2 separate regions of the Homo sapiens genome follow, and region 2 is linked to region 1. A link is an interaction called in ENCODE POLR2A ChIA-PET data of the cell type or tissue named here. Cell type or tissue: GM12878. All regions are shown on one strand. Each heading gives the region's core, and the rest is flanking DNA. Links, peaks and the distances in the headings are about the cores only.

The links. Peaks named below come from ENCODE experiments on the same cell type or tissue, not always from the same donor. Only the 100,000 strongest peaks of a DNase experiment are listed, where the experiment ranks them.
Region 2: POLR2A ChIA-PET joins it to region 1 with 7 read pairs; 1 of 35 experiments calls an interaction of 5 or more read pairs at or near these places.

The regions. Positions count from the first base shown.
Region 1 is chr10:13,704,607-13,715,390 of GRCh38, forward strand. FRMD4A (FERM domain containing 4A) reads right to left here. Exons shown (of 25, transcript NM_018027.5): 13 at 2,431-2,507. It overlaps LOC105376426 (a long non-coding RNA gene), which reads left to right and starts at 5,882. Exons shown (of 4, transcript XR_001747371.2): 1 at 5,882-6,048; 2 at 7,316-7,408. LOC124902379 (a long non-coding RNA gene) reads left to right here and starts at 2,960. Exons shown (of 2, transcript XR_007062061.1): 1 at 2,960-3,046; 2 at 3,149-3,804. RefSeq lists enhancers at 2,896-3,631, 3,040-3,089, 3,120-3,169, 7,098-7,964, 7,965-8,829 and 1 more. In GM12878, for the core only: no CTCF peak of the experiment used is centred there; DNase peaks (open chromatin) are centred at 8,735 and 8,865; H3K4me3 peaks cover 1,058 bases; H3K27ac peaks cover 3,223 bases.
Region 2 is chr10:14,556,167-14,566,973 of GRCh38, forward strand. The region is part of intron 2 of FAM107B (family with sequence similarity 107 member B); the gene reads right to left. Among named protein-coding and RNA genes, the nearest start is that of MIR1265, 120 kb to the left of the region's middle. RefSeq lists enhancers at 179-238, 2,594-3,471 and a silencer at 2,664-2,958. In GM12878, for the core only: CTCF peaks have their summits at 390 and 4,307 (motif pointing right); a DNase peak (open chromatin) is centred at 425; H3K27ac peaks cover 709 bases.

The DNA.
Region 1 (10,784 bases), core at 5,785-10,784:
TCCTTCACCCTTCATGGCCCACGACGTCTGGCCCTTCTGTACAGTATAGAGATAAAGGGCATGAGCTCTGGAGCCAGACCTCCTAGGTTCAAATCCTGCCTCTCCTGTATACTAGCTACTTGTCGTCTAGAGCAGGTTTCTTTGTTTCTTGTGACACTCCATGAGTTCCTTCTTCTCAGCCAGGTTCCAGGCAGTGGCTCACGCCTGTAATCCCAGCACTTTGAGAGGCCAAGATGGGAGGATTGCTTGAGCTTGGGAATTTGAGACCAGCCTGGGCAACACTGTGAGACCCAGTCTCTCCAAAAAAAAAAAAAAGCTGGGTACGGTGGTGTGTACCTATAGTCCCAGCTACTCGGGAGGCTGAGGCTGAGGTGGGAGAATTGCTTGAGCCTGGAAGGTGGAGGCTGCAGTGAGCTATGATTGCACCACTGCATTCCAGCATGGGCGACAGAATGAGACCGTGTCTCAAAATAAAAGTTCCTTCTTCTGCCTGTCTTCTCAGTTACACTAGAAGATCTTTAAGGAAGAAGACCCTGCCTCCGACTTCCTTCCTTCCCCGCCACAGCACCCGACAAGGACACAGAAGCTTCGCAAGAAACATGACATTGATCACTGCTGTCTAATAGGCGACAGGCCCACTGAATAGTCACGTGTGAGATCTAGATTCTTTCCTATATCCCTGGGCTTTGGTAAAGAGAGTTTAGCAGTACTCACCAATAGGGCGACAGACGCACAGAGAACACGAACACACATGTGCAGATATATGCGTGCGTGGTTAAAGGATTTGTCCAAGGTGCCTGGGTGTTCACTGAATTCCCAGCAGAGCACAGGCATGGCGGAGGGTCTATTCCCTGCGCTCAGCCCCTTAGATTACCCAGCCCCTCATTTTTATCCTATGGAGCATCCCCTTTCTGCATCTGACCCATTGTGGCAAAGTTCATTTCACTCTTTCTGTACTTAAATTTCCCCTCTCTTACATGCCTAAGAACCTGGTCCAATTCAGTTCACCTGGAAAATGAACAGTGAGTTTCTTCTTGGCTGGAATCTTATTTTTGAAATCTCCCCGCCCACCCCACTTGGCCTGCACAGATGGATCTGTGCTCCATGGAGTGGGGCTTCTGGCCGCGAAACCCCTTGCAGGGCCCTGAGAAACACCGGATAAAATATTTTTCTGTTAAAGGCTACCATTTTCACCTGACTGTGGAGATGCAGAAACTCTCAGCTGCTCTCCACTAACTATTCCTGTAGTAACCGTGGTGCTGAGATAAGCTCTTGCCCTACACAGGAGTGGCTGTTTCAGGCAGATTACCCTGGAGGGCAAGCACGGCTTCATTCCTACCGGGTTATCATGGGCTGCAGGAACAGGGGCTACTGCACAGGTCCAAGCCCTCTCACTGGGCGGGGTAACTCCAAATCTCCCTCCTGTCCAGAGCTCATGGGGAGGGACTGCAGCTTGTTTTGAGCATCAGAAGCCATGTGTGAGCTGGAATTGGTGCCAAGTCCTCCTTCTAAGCCCAGGGCTGGAGCGTCAACAGCGCCTAAAACCCACTTTTGCTCCTCTGTAGAGTCTGATCTTTTTTCTGTCTCCCTGGGGCTACCTTCTTATTGTAAATGTCTCTGACCTTATGGAAAGTGATTTCTTAGTTGTCAGGCCTGGTTTTAGGGAATTACGCTGCTGTTTTTGGGGATGCATATAACTTTAGGTCCAGCGGCAGACAAAGAGAGGAAAACAGTGGGTATGAGCTGCCCAGACCCCAGCCACCTGGGGCTCCCTGCATTCCAACCTGGGGCCCCACTGTCTTGCATCTGACTTAAGAGTACAGGGACTTTTTACAACCCTGGTGCTCTCTGGGGTACGATTTTGGGTGGAGGGAAAAATAATTTCATTTCTTTCACATCCACCCACAATACTAACATCCTAAAATTACAGCTCCTGGAATAAAACAACGTAGCACAACTGCTTTGGTGACAAATTCATTTTCGCATTGACCGTCCTGCCTGAAATACTTTTAGAAGCTCTAATGAGGGATTCTTCAGACTCTTCTATAGCAAAAGTTTCCTATGGGGACTTACTGGTGTGTGTTACAAAGTGCTATAAAGCTTCCTTCCAGTGCCCCGGCAGGTAAGACAAACACATACACTGACACACACACACACACACACACACACACACGAGCCAGGGACACATGTGGCCAGATGAGACAGTCAGGGGATTGCTACTTACACACACGTGCGAACCCACTGCATTTATCAACACATGTAATTGAAAAGAAAGTTTCACTGTCTGATTTGAGCTCCATTCCCCAGGAGCCCCCACCCTCGCTCCCTGCTCCAAACTGACCATGAACAACGACAGCCCCAAAATAATATCCATAACACGCCCGGCCGAGAGCCACGCCATCCCGCAAGAAAAGGACTTTTCAAGCTTACCTGCGTGGGTCATGAACTTCCACGGAAAACTTCTTTTCTCTGAAGTACAGGTTTTCCAACTGTCTCCATTGGAATATCTGGACAGAAAACAGTGTAGTTTAAAACTCAGGAGGGGCTGGCTCCTGGGCCATCTTCCCCTCTCTGCTGGTTAACTTTCGACAGCTGGCAGTTTCCTTATCAAAACAGAGACCGTAGTCTGTGCCTCCTCCGCCTCTTGCTTGACACACACACACACATACACACACACACGCAGCTCTCCAGTTCAAAACCAGGCAATGTGGGTGTGGATTTTCCTGCAGGTTCCTTAACTGGAACAAAACAAGTTCTTTTCAAGTTCTCCGCCTTCGGTCGGCCTTTGTTGGTTTGGTCGTGGCAGTCCCCAGCTTGGCAGACTTTTCCCTTCCAGGAGAGGGAGGAGAGGTGGAGACCGGGGAGAGGGACCCAGCAGGGAAGGCGGCGGGTGAGGGGAGAGGAGCGAGAGGAGCGAGCGCTCAGGAGGGAGCGGTAGCCATCTGCGTGGAGTGCTGAACTGAGCTTCCTCCCCTCCAGTGCTGAAATGGGAAGGCGTTCAAATTCCCAGCCTCCCATCGGGACTCCACTTCCTGCTCACTAATGTGTAAGAGCCTTGCAAAGGGCGGAGGAGGCTGGGACCTTATTTCGGGGGCAGGCAACTCAAGATCACAGTGTGAGCCTGTCAAGCCCATTCTTCTTGCTGCAGCACAAAGAAAACCAAGAGTTCTGTCGCCCGGAAGGACGCTGCGGCCAGAGTCTCTCCCTCAAGCTTGGCCAGGGAGGGTGAGAAGTGGAATGAAGGGGCCCTGGCGGTCATTCCTCCTTCGGACCAGTGAGCTCGTTAACTGAGAAGCTGACTGTAATGTTTGGAAGTAATTAGGGCTGCATCCAATTGCTCCAGGAACGGGGTTCCTTTCATTGGATGAAAAAGAAAGTTACTTTAACCCTCTGGGAAATATCACAGGAGGTTCAACTTGTGTGCACACACATTTGCATTAATATTTGCTGGTTACTGCATCACCTTCCACATACTGGGAATTTCGGTTTATTTTGCGGAAAGAAGGGGTAAAGTAGGAATCTTGTTCTTGTCTTTCTGCGGGGAACAGCTTCCCTGGGCTCCCCCCTTTCTCTGGCCACTGAGTTAAATGCTTTTCAGGGTCTTACCCCAGAGTCCTCGGACCTCAGGCTCCTGACCCTCTCTGACCTGCTCATGTTCTGCCCACCTTAGAGACGTGATGGCCATTTCCTGTATCTGACCCACCCTGTCTTCCCAGGCTGGGGACACTGCTAGTCAATGGTTGGCTAGTGGACCTAGCACCCCATATAAAACTGGGCTGGAATAAAAACTGCTTCTGGAATGGCCACATTCTTTTATCCTCACAATCTGCTCTCTGGAATTTTACAATTATTTTGTCTGCGTTAAGTACTGGGAAGGAGAATATCTATTATCTCTTATTACAGAGTTGCCTCTTTTGTCCCCGGCTCAGAGTGCATTTCACTCTGAAGCCCAAGGAAATTGTATTTTTCTTTCTTGTTAAGCATCAACTCCAGGTGGGTGGAGAGACACTGCAAGGAAAGCAAATGGCCCAAAGCTCTATGTTGGCTGACAGCTTTGTGTCAGAGATTCAACAGCGCCTTAGCGGAGTCTATTACTAAAATACACAGACCCAGGTCTCATGGTCCTGTCTGATGCTTGGCCACTATAAATCCTTCCATTAAAACACCCAAATTTCCTCTCTGGTCCCCAGGTATTATATATTCAGCGACATTCCACCTGAACTTAGCCAGAGCTACAAAAATACCAGAATGAACAGGTTCCACGACATTGGCCTCATAGCCTGGGGGCAGTACACTGAGCAAAGCGGTCAGGCAGGCAGGCTTTGTGGTCTGACTACATCTGTTTGAATCCAAGCTCCACTACTTTTTTTTTCTGAGACAGACTCTCACTGTGTCCCCCAGGCTGGAGTGCAGTGTCACGATCTCGGCTCACTGCAACCTCTGCCTCTCGGGTTCAAGCGATTCTTGTGCCTCAACCTTCCAAGTAGCTGGGATTACAGGACTATGCCACCACACCTGGATAATTTTTGTATTTTTTAGTAGAGATGGGGTTTTGCCATGTTGGGCAGGCTGGTCTCCAACTCCTGGGCTCAAGTGATCTGCCCGCCTCGGCCTCCCAAAATTTTGGGATTACAGGCGTGAGCCACCGCACCCAACTCAGGCTCTAAGCTGCTGGACCTGACACAAGTTACAGCATTTCCTTTAGCCTCAGTTTTCCCCTCTGTAAAATGGCAAAAATAACCCCTCTAAGGTAGATCTCAGCAGCCACAGATCGTAGCACAGTACCGGCACAAAGTGACCTTAGATCTTACTATGAATCCCAAATGCTCTTACTTCTCCCAAATCCTTGCAGATTAAAAGAGAGTAACTCCAGAACAACCAGAATCATTCTTTTCTTAGATTTCCTAACTCAAGCCCTGAGTTTTGGATTTAAAAAAAAAAATATGTGTGTGCTGCAAATCCTTAAATACAGAGAATTTTTCTCCCAGTGCCTCTCCCCTCCTCTCACGTAAGGGATGTGGATGGTACTTCAATGAAAGGGTCCTGTTGGCTGCATACCACGGCGGTCCCTCAGCCGCTATCCTGCACCCGCCTTGCTCAGGCAAAGTGAAGTCTTGAACAGGATCGGCCTTCTGGGTGTGCGACCTGAGGGCCCTTTGCTCAGAAGGTCCTTGGCTTGATTTCCTGCTCTGCTGTTGATATCTTGAAATTCCTAACAGGTTTTTTTTTCTTTCTTTATATCTTTATTCTTTTTTTTTGTCTTGTTGCTATACGCTTTTTAAAAAATTAATTTCCATAGGTTTTTGGGGAACAGGCGGTATTTGGTTAATTAGTTCCTTAGTGGTGATTTATGAGATTTTGGTGTGCCCATCCCCTGAGCAGTGTACACTGAACCCACCTAATGGGTTTGATCAAGGGGCCCTGCATTTCCATTTTGCACTGGGCCCTGCTCATTGTGGACTTGATCCTGGCCTTAGGTCCTGGCATGTACTGGTGCTGGCAGGCTCTGTGGGGTAAGGTGCCTGCCAGCCTAATGGGCAGGCCTGGGAGGTGGAACCCTCAAGCCCTCCAAGAGAAGGAAAGAAAGCAGAACCAGGTGTGAGCACGCTTGAGAAAACCCCTGTGCCTTTCATGGGAAGCCCCCCTCCCCACCCGATGAAGAACCCCAGAGCAGAATGCTCCGAGGGGTTGTTTCCCTGGCAACTCCTGTCTCCCCCATTCCATGCAAAATAAAACACAAACCAAGCTTTGCTTTAAGTGCTCCCTGATGCAGTTCAGCGTGGAGAACTGCGCGTCTGCCAAAGAGCCCGAACAAAACCATCTGGACTCTGCTGCATGGCCCCGTCTGTGGCTGCTGTAGCTGCCCGTGGGAAGGCCCTGCCTCCAGCTTCTGCCCTTGGCTGCGAACCATGGAGTCCCGGCTCCCAGGCCTATCCCCGGGATGATGCACTAGACATTTTTGTGGCAGGGTGCAGAACAATGGATTCCCCCTGATGCTTGCTTTAAGCATGAATTTTTGTTTTGCAAATGCAATCCTGGGAAGGAAGGGTAAGAGTAAAGTGAAGGGATGGGTGGTTTTCAGGATCAGATTGTTGCGTTGAGACATTAGAAGGGCCCAGGAATGGGCTGGGTATGGTGGCTCATGCCTGGAATCCCAGCACTTTGGGAGGCTGAGGTGGGCAGATCACTTGAGGTCAGGAGCTTGAGACCAGCCTGGGCCAACATAGCAAAACTCCGTCTCTGCGAAAAATACAAAATTTAGCTGGGTGTAGTGGTGGGCACCTGTAGTCCCAGCTACTTGGGAGGCTGAGACAAGAGAATCACTAGAACCCGGGAGGCAGAGGTTGCAGTGAGCCAGGATCATGCCACTGTACTCCAGCCTGGGCGACACAGCAAGGCTCCTTCTTAAAACAAACACAAAAACAAAAGGGTCCCAGGAACAGAAGAGAAGGTGTGCATGTCAGAACAGTAGCCTGATCTGACTTCTCTTCACTTAGGAGGGAGGGGGTGAGCTAGGGAGCAGGAATATGAAGGCAGTAGGGACCAGGAGGGTGGAAGCAGCTGCCCCTTGCCCAGGGCCGGGGTGCAGCTTGCTGGAAAAGCATCATTTTCTTCATGGGGTCTGGGGCATTTCTGCCCATGGGCCCTTGAGGCTTAGAAGTCCTGCCTGTTAAATACCTCACTCTGAGGCTGGCAGAGCAAACACAACAATCAAATCAACAAACAGGAGATGCTCCACCTTGCCTCCCCTTTGTAAACAGGGTAAGGTGGGCTCTGACTGAGCTGGTTTCGGGGCAGCCCCGATGGTCTGCGCCACCTCAGGGGAGCCTCCCGAGCTTGCGCTGGCTCAGTGCAGCCGTCATAACCCACCACCATGTAAAGCTGCCAACACACTCTGCCTCTCCGCATAAAAACACAGCAGGCACCCATAATGATCATCAGGATGACTGGGCCGGTTCCCTTAGGGATTTGTGTAACGCCTATGGCCAATTATATCCAAGGAGCTAATTAAAAAGCTAAAATACTTAGTTCTACCAATAATCAAAGAATGTATTAATTCATACCTATTAAATCAAGGGGTTTCTAGTGCACGTCACTTAAGCATCTTTAAAAAGCCCTGCAAACATCGTTCCTTTGATCTTTTGGCATCCCTCAAGAAGATCAAGTGGGAAATTTACTTCTTGGGTGAAACAAGGCCCAGAGAAATTAAGGAAAACTGCCTAAGGCCACACAGCAAGTAAGTGAAGGAACCAGAAATAGAAGTCAAGGGCACCTGGTCCATTACTCTAACCTCTAACTATGTTGCTTTCCCCAGGAGTCCACCAATTAGTGGGAACAGCTCTTACTGACTAATGGATGGTTAACTTTACAAGTGGAATGATTTTTACAAATGAGCTACAATATGACTGTAAGTAGAAAGTAAAAAAGCAAATCTTTTTCATCCTGCACCATGGCCTGGCTTTCCTTTTATACGGTAAATGATAACAAGTATTCTTTCCTTCTATCCTTGGAGTCCTGGCTTCCTCTAGTTTTCTATACAGCAATGCTTCAATACTCAGTAGCTTTCAATACTCAATGCTTTCCATACTCCAAAGACTAAAACACAACGACAACTGTGATGAAGGACAGCCTGGGCCAGGCATGGTAGCTCACGCTTGTAATCCCAACACTTTGGGAGGCCAAGGTTGGGGGATCACTTGAGGTCAGGAGCTCGAGACCAGCCTTGTCAACATGGTGAAATCCTATCTCTACTAAAAATTAGCCAGGTGTAGTGGCACGCGCCTGTAATCCTAACTACTCCGGAGGCTGAGGCAGGAGAATCGCTTGTACCCAGGAGACGGAGGTTGCAGTGAGCCGAGATCTTACCACTGCACTCCAGCCTGGGCAACACAGTGAGACTCCATTTCAAAAAAAAAAAAAGAGCAACAACAAAAAAAACAGCCTGGATGATCTGGACTTGCGTGAAACAAAACTTAGAGGAAACCACCAAGTAGTGGCTTCCTTGAGACTATGTCTGTCCCTGTTGTTGGGACTGGCTGATACTGGATGTGGATTCTTAGTTTCTGACCTAGACTTGCCGTGACTCCCAATGCGATCACAGGTCCTCCACTTCCCTGTTCTGGGCCTCAGTATCTTCATGTATGAAAACAGGAGGTGGGAAACACTTATCCACGGAGTGCAAACAAAAGTGGGTAATAAATACTGCCTTTGAGACCTGAATGCAACAGGGTCCACTCTAAGTACTTAATGAGCAGGGACCAGTTACTGGTTTCTATTAGATGGCCTGCTGGATTCCCACATCCTGTATTTAGCTGAAGGCTGGGGCAGAGGAAGGGGCTTTGGCTCCACTGGACTTCCTCCCCAGCCAGCATTTATGGAGAGCTGGGACTGCATGTGGAGTGGTGGGCAAGCTCCCAGGACGATGTGGAAATAGACGCTTGAGAGGAAGCTCAGTCTAGTGGCTCTGATGCTTGACTAGGACTTTGGAGAACCTCGTCTTCCCCCGCTGCCCCTGAGGCTGAGTCACCAAGCTTCTTAATGATCTCCCTATGAGTAACTTCCTGTTTCATCCAGGGGGGCTATTACACAGAATCACAGCAGCCATCTGGTCCACCTCCTCCTTGCACAGATAAAGTAACCCCAGTAGAGAGAGGTTAAGGGATTGGCAGAGGTTAAATAAGTAATTGATGATGGGACCCACATCTTGTGACTTCTGGTCCTGGGCTCTTTCTAACACACCATGAAGCTCTGACAATGAACGAGAACAAAGTTGTTTCAAGCTTCTTGTTCTGAGTCTCTATATAAGAAGAATTAGACTCATGGACAGGAATAATCTCCAAGCTCAGAAGAAAACATACAAACTGAAAAACTCACTTCCTTATTTCATTTCTGCCCTTTTTACTTTCTAGAGCAGACTGGCACTTGCAAATCTTTAGACGGATTTACATTTTCAGCAAATACAAATGAGTTGTTTCACATCTAGAGGGCTGCAGGGCAAAAGAAAGGAGTCACTGAACCCGAATCAGATGGAATTTAAAATGTGAGAGCACCCAGAAAGCTCCAAACCTGTGCTCTCAGAGGACTGGATCCCATGTGCCCTGGTAAGGTTTTGCTATTGGAGCACAGCCGGTTCTAAGGGGCAACAGAAGTAGGTATATATACACATATATATAATATATATACATATATGTAATATATATACACATATATATAATATATATACATATATGTAATATATATACACATATATATAATATATATACATATATGTAATATATATACATATATAATATATACATATATGTAATATATATACATATATAATATATACATATATGTAATACACACACATATATAATATATACATATATGTAATATACATATATAATATACATATATAATATACATATATAAAATATACATATATATATATATATATATATATATATATATAAAATATACTTTTTTTTTGAGACACAGTCTCACTCTATCCTCCAGGCTGGAGTGCAGTGGCACGTTCTCAGCTCACTGCAACCTCTGCTGCCTCCCGGGTTCAAGTGATTCTCTTGTCTCAGCCTCCCAAGTAGCTGGGATTACAGGCTCCCACCAACATGCCCAGTTAATTTTTGTATTTTTAGTAGAGACGGGGTTTCATCATGTTGGCCAGGCTGGTCTCGAACTCCTGACCTCAGGTGATCCACTCGCCTTGGCTTCCTAAAGTGCTAGGATTATAGGTGTGAGCCAACATCCTGGCCCAGGTATATGTTTTTAGTGGGTTGAAATCATATGTCAGAGGTTTTTTTTTTTCTATCAGTTTTTTAGGCATTCAATATATTTTACTTTTTACAAAAAAAGAAGACAGAGGCAAGGCCCTTGGGTTTCAGGCAGCATTGAATTCCCATTCCCTTTCCAACCATTCATGTAGTAGTCTTCTACTTTGTACTGGACTGTTCTCATAGGCAAGAGGAAACACATGGTGCCTAATACATGTTTATATTTGTAGCGAGCTTACAATCTACTTGGGAAGACAAGACATACATAAAGTAGCTGTATTCATGCTACAGGAACCCATGATTCCTATAGCCAGAGATGGAAACCATCTCTGGTTTCTGTACCAGGCTTTACAAACTCTATAGAAGTGCCGCACTGCAGGCTGGGCATGGTGGCTCATGCCTGTAATCCCAGCACTTTGGGAGGCAGAGGTGGGCCCATCGTGAGGTCAGAAGTTCAAGACCAGCCTGGCCAACATGGTGAACCTCTGTCTCTACTAAAAATACAAAAAATTAGCTGGGCGTGGTGGCTCACGCCTGTAGTCCCAGCTATTCGGGAGGCTGAGGCAAGAGAATCACTTGAACCCAGGAGGCAGAGGTTGCAGTGAGCGGAGATCATGCCACTGCACTCCAGCCTGGGCGACAGAGGAAGACTCCGTCTCAAAAATAAAAAATTAAAAAAAAAAATTAGAAGTGCCGCGCTGCCTCATTCACATATATCTCATGCTTTTGTCTCAAATAATCAGTATTCATGACTCTTGTTTACTCTTGATTGTTTTGGTTTTCATTTTTAGGAGCAAGAACCCTGGGTGGGAGGTCAGGAGCCCTCAGTTCTAGCTCTGACTTTGTAGAGCCCTCTCCATCTTAGCTTCGTCCTCTCTAAAACGAGGGGGTGTGTGGGCATTCCTACATTCTGTGCATGGGTTGAAGGTCAGCATTGTAAATCCAGAGAATGTCAAGCTGCAATTCTTTGGAATTTAAAAATAAAGTAGCTTGAGTTAAACATTTCCTACC
Region 2 (10,807 bases), core at 389-5,388, 850 kb after region 1:
TCAATACTCGATATACAAAAACAGCACTATTTGACTAACAATGACTAGCTTAAAGTGACTTTCCAGAGCCCTCGTCCTTCCTGTCATCAGAACCGACTGACTGGAAGGCCAGTAATTTGATATCGGAAATTTACAATTGATAAAGTCATCAATGGTGACTCCTCCCAAATGCACAGAAGATCTAGAAATGCTGACCTCAGAGTTTCTGGACTGTTCAGGGCTTGACCAGGATTCTCTGGCTGAAAAAGGAAATACACCAGTCAGCACTCAGCATGCCAGAGAGCAGCCCAGGCCACAATATTCATATTTGTCAAGCCCCGACCTAACGAGAGCTCAGCTCTGGACAAAACAAAGCCGTGCGCAACGTTTAGACTTGACTGACACCTACTGTGTGCTCCGTGCTACTGCCCCTCACTTGAGATCTCCCTGGTCCATCTAGGCCACAAGCCACACCTGGCTTCACAAGGCATCCTGCCATGGAACAGCAGGCAAAGATTTAGAAGGCCACCTCAGCAAGTGCCACTTCTCAAAGATACCCAGATAGTTTTGTGGCTAAAACAAATATAGCACCCAGGTTTTCGTTATTGAATAGAAAAAGTTCAAAGCAGGAAACGTGCACTAAGAATGGACTTTCCCCCCATGGGATTGTCAGGGCCTCTCAATAGCTTCTCCAATGCCCTGGCAGCGGCCCTCACTCCCCACCTGATCTGACCTGGGCCTGCTTCTCATGCCTCATGCCAGTCTCTCCGCCACCTTGCTCCCTGCGCCTTAGCCACACAGGCCTGCCTTCATTCCTGGAACACACCAAACTCTTTCTGGGCTGCATGTCTTGGTGCACATGATGTCCCCACCTGGAGCGCATGACCCTCCCAAGCCAGCCCCCTTCCCACACTTCTCCTGACCCCTGGCTCTTCCTCACCTTCTCAGTCTGTATTTCAACATCACCTTCTCGGATCAACAATCCAACACGGGTCCCTCCGTGGTCAGTCTCTGTCCTAAGCTTGTTTCCCAACTCTCACCATCTGTAATTGTTTAATTTATTGCCAGCCCCATGTGTGTTTTTTATCTTCTCCCCTCTAGATATTTAGCTACCTAGGGGCCAGGGCCATTTCTGGTTTGTACCTCGCTGGATCTTCAAGGCTAGGAATTCTAAATGTTCAATTATCATCTGTTAAAGTGATGAAATACCTCAATAAATTGTGCATGGAGAAAAGATGCAGTCTATAAACATTTTTATTTGTACTAAACTGGTCACAGTGCGAAAACAGCTGTTCACTGGTATTGGGCATAATTATTAATTTCTAGCCTCTATTTCTCCCTACTAAGTACCCAACCAGGTTGGGTCTGTGCTCTACTGTAATGTCTTGATTAAAATGGGATTCTTTGTCATTTAACTGTTTAAAACTGGTAATAGAAATTATATCAATGATGATGGTTTGGTTCCCAGGTAATCCACAAAAATATGACTGCTACTACTGGTTAACATTCGAAGTGCTTACTGCATCCCAGGCACTGCTTTAAACACTCTCATATTTCATCTCAACCTTCACAACAGTTCTGCGAGGGAGGTATTATTATCCTTATTGACGGAGGAGTAGCTGAGGCCCAGGGGGATTAGCAGCCTGCCCATGGTGATGCCATTGGAGGGGCCTAGCCGGGGCCTAGCCAGGACCCAGCCAGGTCCCAGCCAGGTCTACCTGATGCCAGAGTGCCAGCTCTTACTCGATAGTTCATCCCTTGCTAATGGAGCCCACAGGCTAGGAGGCAGGAGAGATGAGGTAAAGCTGTCTCTTCCTGATTTGGAGTCAGGCAAACTACTGTTTAAAATGTTTTTAGAAAAAGATCGAATTCGTCTTTTGAGCTCCTCCCCGTGAGTCCAGGTAATTCCTTAATTCCTCAAGCTTGCCCTCCCTGTTCCTCAGTTTCCTCCTGCTTCCCTGGACTACTCCATTAAATGCACCGCCAGACTTGGGCATTCATGACACAACCCATCATCACCTGCCTCCCCACCAGTGTGTGTGTGCACACACTCACGTGCACGTGCTCACATTCACACACATGTGCATGCGCACACTCACATACGTGCACGCGCACAGTCACACATACGTGCACGCACACACACACATACACGCACACACGCACACACACTCTTTCAAAAGCTCCAATTTGCTCCCTCTAGCTTTCAGAAGACTCAGGGTAAACAAGATACCTAATTAAATTATTTCACCCTGAGGTGTAAAATAATTCCTTGACCTTCCTATAGATGCTAAAATGCATAACTTTTAAAAGGTAACTTATTCACAAAGCACCGTTTGAATTATTATACAGCCAAAAGAATGACCAAAATTGGATGGCAATTTCCAGAAGCATCCAGAAAGAGAGTTGTGTGGAGAAGCCATCTGGCTACTGCTCACCTGATCTTGATTTTTTTTTTTAACTGTATTCCTTCTCCATTTCTGAACTCAGCGTCTAAGGTGATCCTGACTGTGCCTCTGGTGAACGCAGGAAGGACTGGAAAACTGGGGTTGGGTGGGGAGTTGAGCAGGGGCCTTGCTAAGTGTGTGGAGCTGGAGACCACCTATAGTTTCTGGCTGGATTTTATAAAACACAACACCTTAATATGTTCTGCCAGGTGTAGTGAAAATGTGCCTGATGAACTTGAATTCTTACTTGCTTCCAAAAGCTCTATATGAAGGGGAGCCCAAATTAGGAGATGAAAACGCAGGAGAAAAAAAAACTAATAATAAATTTCAACTGCTGAGTTGTGTGGGTCCAACAAAGAGTAACAGAATTATACATCCTTCAAAGCCACGCTGGTTTTGTTGATTTCCATGTGAACCAACTGGCCTAAGCTGACCTCCATTTCCCTTCCAACGCAGTCCAGCTGTGGCTTTCAACCACGGCTCACACATCAAAATCACCTGTGGAACTTCAAAAAAAAAAAAAAAAAACAAAAAAAAAACACCTGGTGTCTAGCTCCAGCACAGGGAGCAGAGAAGAGAATCGATCAAGATCAGCCACAAGTACAACACGGCCTGTGCCACAACACAGCCATGTCCAGAGGGCAGGACGGGGAGAACTGCAAGAACCATTTGGTGGACCATCTCTTCTCCCCCACCTCCAGGACCAAGCGCGTGAGCCAGCCACCCACCTGCGCAGCCAGCCTTCATGAGCCCAGCTTTGCCAGCACCGAGGTCTGAGTACCAGGGACAAGGTGATAAATGGTCCTGGCAGACCTGCCAAAGAGCTTCCATTCTAATGGAAACCATACCAGGGAGATTTAAATCCCCCGGTTCTCTTACAAAAAAAAAAAAAAGAGGAGGCAACTGAAAAGGGTCCCCTAAGCAATTTCAGCACCAAACTTCAGTCCTATAAGCCCGCAGCTTCTCACTCAGTTTTCAGAGGACTTTTTTTTTTTTTTGAGATGGAGTCACCCTCTGTCACCCAGGCTGGAGTGCAGTGGCGCAATCTCGGCTCACTGCACGCTCCGCCTCCTGGGTTCACGTGATTCTCCTGCCTCAGCCTTCTCCGAGTAGCTGGGACTACAGGCGCCAGCCACCGCGCCTGGCTAATTTTTTTTTTTTTTTTGTATTTTTAGTAGAGACGGGGTTTCACCATGGTTTCAATCTCCTGACCTCGTGATCCGCCCGTCTTGGCCTCCCAAAGTGCTGGGATTACAAGCGTGAGCCACCGCGCCCGGCCTCTCAGAGGACTTTTTTGTGTAGTATTGGATTAAAGGAACTGTAAGAGCCTTCTCTAAATGTGGAGAGAATAATACTAGTATAAACCTCAACCTCCTCCTAATTCTTTCCATTTTCATACAATCTCTGAATTAACAAACGCACAACCCTTGCTTCCCCAATCTCATTGCAACCTGCGTGCCAGGCACTCTACAACCCGTTGCTCTACTCAATAGCCTGATCCAGACCATCAGAGAGTTTTAGTTCAGTGGTCCTTGTGTACCCCACACTCTAGGCCTGGGTGACCACCATGCTCTAACACCAACAGTTTGTCCCATCTGCATTCTGGGTGGCTTATTTTTTTTTTCATCTTTTTTTTCTTTCCCATTTGGAACAAGTGCCCATCAAAGGCTTAGGAGATATAAAAGATGTACAAGAACAACTCCAAGATCCCTTTTAAGAGTCTTTCATCTTTCTGTAAAAACTAAACCAAGATACATAACATATGAGTGTCACATATCGCATGCTAATTCAGAAGCAAGCTATATGAAGCAATAGGAAACACAGAGCCGTCAGAGCGGGAAAGCCCTGGAGGCACGAGTCAGCGATGACACCACAGGGTATTCAAGGAGCACCAATGGCCTGCAGGTGGCAGAAACAATGGAGGAACCAGCCTGAGTCAAGGAGGACTCACTAGGTAAGCTTGGGAAATAGGGCTGAAGACGTGGACTGAGCAGTCGATGGAAGGCTCGGAAGTCAGACATGGCTCACCTGCGACAGGGGCCTCAGCAAGAGACAGGTATGAGGGACACTGTTTTAGGCCCATGGATTAAAAACACGGCTGCCATCAACATTGATTCAGCCTATGTAAATGTCTGGTGCACCAGTTTATTCTCAACAAGAACTTAATCAGGGTGGCTCCTACCACCTCCATTCCTATCATCAAAATGGTTCAAAATATGCCAAAGCCCCGATGTTTACATATTAGAAATTTAAAATTGCTTCCTGACAACCTTCCAGGGCTTTTCATGTCCCTGTTTCTCCCCCTACAGAGCAGATGACTGTTCTGGGAGACAGCTGGCAGCAATGAGTACAAACAGCCAACTGTGTGGCCATCCCGTCATAATTTTGTTCCCTACACATCTGTCAACTGGGTGTCAGGCACAGGGTGTGCCACTGAGTCAAGCTACAACGAAACCAGCCATCATTCTCTGTCTTTTGAAGGGAGCCGGACACCTGGCGAGTAAATGCCATCTTGTGTAGAGTCACCCACAAGAGGGAATCTGGTGAATTCATCCTCCCATTAATTCATCAAGTATTTAGTCTGTGTCTATTAAGTGCCAGGCACTGTTCACAACAACATGGGCCTAGCAGCAAAGGACACAAAGCCACTGCCCTCTTGGGAGCCTGCATTCAGGGGCAGGCAGCCAACTGACAAACCGAGGGAAATATAGTATCAGGCCGTGCAAAGTGCCATGCAGGGAAATACAGGTAAGGCAATGGAGTGGCAGGGTGCACTATTGTGGATATTCATGAAACACCGCGCTGAGAAGACAGCAGACACCTGAAGGAAGTGAGGGACATAGCCAAGGGCTACCAAGGGAAAGAGCTTTGGGCAGACGGAGCAGCAAACACAGAGGCCTGGGGTAGGTAGGGACAGCGAAGAGGCCTGACCAGGTAAGCGGCAGGGAGGCGGCATGATCAGGAACTGGGTTATGGTAAGGCTTCCTACCCTCAAAACCACAGGGGGGAGGGCAAGGGCGAGAGGCCCCGCAGTTTGTGGTCATGGCAATACAATGATAATAACACTCCTCATTCCTTATTTAGATCTGTAAACCTTTCCTAGTCCAGTCTAATACATAAAAGAAAGAAAGAAATGTAAATAGTGGATTCAACAATAAAAGAGAATAAACCATTAGGTATACTCAGAGTATATTTTCTTCTTATTTTCTTTTTGAGACAGAGTCTCACTCTGTCACCCAGGCTGGAGTGCAGTGGCATGACCTTGGCTTACTGCAACCTCCGCCTCCAGGGTTCAAGGGATTCTCCTCCCTCAGCCTCCCGAGTAGCTGGGACTACAGGCATGTGCCACCACGCCCAGCTAATTTTTGGTATTTTTAGTAGAGACAGGGTTGCACCATGTTGGCCAGGCTGGTCTCAAACTCCTGATCTCAACCGATCCACCCGCCTTGGCCTCCCAAAGTGGTAGGATTACAGGTGTGAGCCACTACGCCCGGCCTTAGAGTGCATTTTCTACTCCAAAAAGTTCAACTCATACTTAGTGATGGAAAGTAAATTTGAACATTTTCAAATGTAATGATGATATTAACCAGTAGGGATGCCCTCAAATATAATATCCTCAATTGTTTTAAGCAGAGGACAGAATGGTCTTTTAATCTAAAACAATATTAGAATATGCAATTAAGTAGTTTTCCATCACAGTCTACACTTCAAAGGGTGATGCACCTTCCTAAACAGTCTTGGGAGAGATTCTAAACCCTGAGAGTCACTGACACATTTAACTAAAGCCACAGAACAATACATTCAGCTGGAGAAGTCAGTGATAATGTCTTCAAGCTTTACTACAAGTGGTAGAGGCAGAGTTGCTAATTTCCTGCTTTGTGGGTGCTTTGTAGCTTCTGTAGGCATCTTAATTATCAACTATATCATAAGAAATGTAAAACAAAGAAATACAAACATGATGAAATCTTCCACTTGCAGGAAAACAGATGATCATCAAATTTGGAGGCCTGTCCACAAAAGACAAAATTCTGGAAGTAGCAATCCTTTACGACAATACCACGTCAGCCACATTATTAGTTGCAAACATCCTTTCTAAATCCAGGGGTAAGCAGGGAACTAATCCCCAGATGTGAGCTGCCCTTTGCATTTCTGAAGCCACTTGAACTTCCAGCCATAAAACTGTGACACTCACACCACTGGCAAACAGCTCAGACACAATAACTCAGAAGTCGATTGCATGCTAATTTCCATGTTATTTCTCAACCATGAGAGTAGCTCTGTTATCCCATAGGACAAGATATTCTTTTGCCATTTCACTTAGATAAGAAATAGAACTTGCCTGAGCTATAACAGAAATGAGAAAAAGCAAATTATGTCTCTGCTACATGTGAAAGTTTAATTTATGCAACTTTTCTTGAACAAGTCAAAACTTGTCTATTCAATCAATGAATTACTACTGAAATAAAGCGGAAAAACTGTGAAGCTTAAAACAGCCACAGAAAGGTTACGATAGTCTGTTAAACAAATAAAAACTTGAGGGAGAAAACAGATCTTTGTTACCACTCAAATTGGAAATACTGGGGTTTTACACGTAGAAGGCAACCTACAGATGAGGGAAACAGTTTAACAGACATTTCTCTCGTAACAAAAAATACTTATTTTTTTTCTTCTGATTTTAAAAGCAATGTGCTGATCACACAAAATTTGGAAAATACAGAAAAGTATAAAGAAAATTTCCCCCATGAATGCATCATTTAAAATATTTATATTTTGATACATTTCCTTTCAACTAATACAATACACACCTCTTTTCATTTTTTAGCAAAATTGGGATATTAAATAGATAATTTATTACATTTGTAAGCATTTTACCTGTAATAACTTTTTCAATATATGGCTGCAAAATCTGCCATTACATGAATGTATTATAGGTGACTTAACTATTCCTCTATCGTCCTATTCAAAATGCAAGATAGACAAATTTTAATGTAACAGAGTAGGAAAGATCATTGCTATGGCTTCAGAATATTGTAACTAACCTTTCAGACACTACCACTCATCAGGTTTTGGTGTGGTATCAAGGAAGAATGTCCGTAATTATCTGAAAAGGTTATTTCAATTCTCTGGCCTTTCCCAATGATGTAACTGTGTGAAACTAGATTTTCTGCATACATGACCCCCAAAACAACCTACCCCGACAGACTGATTACAGAAGCAGACATGAGAACACAGCTATTTTCTATCAAAGCTGGTTATGAAACAGATTCACAAAAATGGAAAACAATGTCGCTCTTCTCACTAAATTTTTTTTTGGTTTTCACTTTAAAAAATCACTAAAGAGATAAATAAAACAATGTGAAACATTCATCTCATACTTTTTTTTGTTTTAGTAAGGTTATTCTTCATTATAAATGGCCTTTTTATTAGTATGTAACAGGTTTATTATTGTTTGTTATTTTTGAGTGAACTTTTAAAATTTCTCAGTTTCAATTTTTAACATAGTAAAATATCAATAGATATAACCAAAAAAAAGTTCTTTAAGATTCTCAAATACTTTTTTAAAACAGTGTAAAGGGGTCCTGAGGTCAAAAAGATTGAGACCCAGCAGGTAACAGAATGAAGAGTTTAACAGATTAATAAATCCATTGACATTGTGTTTGCTTGTTACTGACTTCTGCTTAAAAAAAGACTGCTCCGAGACGTTGAGCAGATCAGCGGCAGCTTTCTTGGGTAGAATTCTTCCTCTTCCGGCCACATTTAGTCTCTGAATAATTAGGCCCCCAAATACTTGATCCATTTCACCATTCTATATCAAAATAGTTTTCAAAGCAGATACTGCAGGTTTGTGAGGAAACAGTGCCCCCAAGAATCAGAGATGCAGATCTCTCACCATGACTACCTCACCACTTATTTGTTTAAAAAAAAAAAAAAAAGATAAAATATTATAAAAACATTTTTGCTGTGGTAAGGGCAAACTGATTCAGATGACAGTATCTGAAATACACTCATCTCCATGGTTAATCATCACCTATTTTGACTTCCTCCCACCCAAATTGCACAAGTTAATTCTGTGAATTCTGCAGGGCAAATGGCACCAGTTTCCTTCCACCTGTTAGTGCCCAGATCGCAACAGAAATAAGGAAACACCCATTTATTTCCTGTTACAGCTTTACTTTCTAATTACTAACAATCCAACTGAAAGGCCCAAACCTATTATAACATTACAGATATTTCTAATATCTCAAGAACAGGAATCCTACTATACCATTGTCCTACTCTTCCATATATAGTATTTTCTACACTTTCGTTCTAAAACAACAAAATGGTCACACTTGAAAAATTGGGCTGGGCTGGGCATGGTGGCTCATGCCTGTAATCCCAGCTACTTGGAAGTCTGAGGCAGGAGGATCACTTGAGCCCAAGAGTTCAAGACCAGCCTGGGCAAAATAGCGAGACCCTGTCTCTAAAAAATCAATTTAATTCTTTAAAAAATTGGGCTGAAAATTAAAACAAACTCTTTCATTAAAACACGTATTTATTGAGTGTACAGCTTGTGCCAGGCATATGTCTTGACACTGAGGATAAAGCAGTAAAACTCCCTGCCTCGTGGACTTATTTATCATAGCTTATTTTCTACTGGGGGAAGCAGGCATTCGACAAAGGAGTAGCAATGAAGTGTGCTGGGTTTTAACAGAGGAAGCCGAGGTCACCATGAGAACAGACCACAGAAGTCCAGGGAGAGCATTTGATGAAATGCAGTCCAAGGGGAGAACCCTCGGCAGACATAGGCGCATGGGCTTGGAGCACAAGATGAGCCAGAAGAAAGATGGGACTCAAGCCTGGGGTTAGCACACAGATACAAACCCAGACTCCCCGGGGAAAGAATGAGGCCAAGTGCTGAAATAGAGGACACTGAGGAAGAACCAGTTCAATGGATCAGAGAAAACAAGGAAATGTGTTACAGACTCACTGCATTTTAGATACCTGCAAAGCATGCAAGACTATAAAGGATGCACTGACATAGGTGCTTGAGCTCACAAGTTAGGTATGGGCTGGATACGTAGATATGACAGCCAAAATCCTACAGCAAACGAAGCGGCTGAAACTGCTGATATTCCTCAGCAGGGTGGCAAAAGTGTCCTCAAAATACCCAAATACAAAGGGGTGGGGAGAGGAAGGGGAGGCTGCAAAGGAGGCTGAAGGGGATAATCGAGCGAGAGAAGGAAACCCAGGGGAGAGTGTCTCAGGCGCTCAGAGGGCAGGGGGATGTTTCACAGAGGAGGATGCGCTCCACAGTGGTAAATCCCAGCTGGCAAATGCTGCTGAGAGGCCAAGCAGGAACACAACCAGAGGGCCCTGTGGAACTCGCAGCAGGGCGGACCTAAGGCCTCTCTGCAGCACTGGCTTCATGGGCATGGGACCTTCACAGCCCCCATGCCTGAGGGGCCCTACGCTTCGTTTAGTGCTTTGCTGTTACCATCTTGAAATTCTTAATTTTTGAACAAAGAACCCTGTATTTTCACTTTGCACTGGGCCCAGAAAATTTTGTAGCCAATCCTGACCCTCTGGTATCAGTTTCACTAAAGTAGCAGAGATAAAAAACAGAATCTAATGGATTGAGGAGTGAAAGGGGAATGAAAGAATAAGTAGGTAACACAGTGACTTTAAGGTGATCCCACATTCCTCTCCACCTACTGTTCACCTGTCACCTGCTTCTAACAACAGAAGATAGCAAAGGTGATGAGATGTCACTCCTGTGAAGCCATCATGCTGCAATCTTCCATCCTTGCCAGCTGAAAGGAAGTAAGGACCTGTGCGGCATGGAACTGCAGGCGACCCACGTCCCACAACTGCAGGGAAATGAATTCTGCCCATGACCTGAGGGAGCCTGGAAACACTCTTCCTCAGTCGAGCCTCTGATGAGACCACAGCCCTGGCGCCCACCTGGACAGCAGCCTGGTGAGAGCCTGAAGCACAGAAACCAGCTAGGCTGTGCCCGGGCTCCTGAGCCACGGAACTGGTGAGGGAACCAACACAGGTTGTTTATGATACTGAGTGTGCAATCATTTGCTGTGTAGCAGTAGGTAATAGTACAAGGCAGAAAGTAGAACATGCTCTCAAAATGTTTCATCAAGAGAAGGAAAGAGAAAGTGGTCACTGAAAGAGGAGAGTTCCAAGAAGAGCTTGGGTTCTGTTTTTGTCGTAAGATAGGAGAGACCTGAGCACTTGTAAATGCTCATGAGAAGGAAATACCAGGAGAGAGGTTTACATCGGAGGTGGGGCCGGGCGCGGTGGCTCACGCCTGTAATCCCAGCACTTTGGGAGGCCGAGGCGGGCAAAACACAAGGTCAGGAGATGGAGACCATCCTGGCTAACACAGTAAA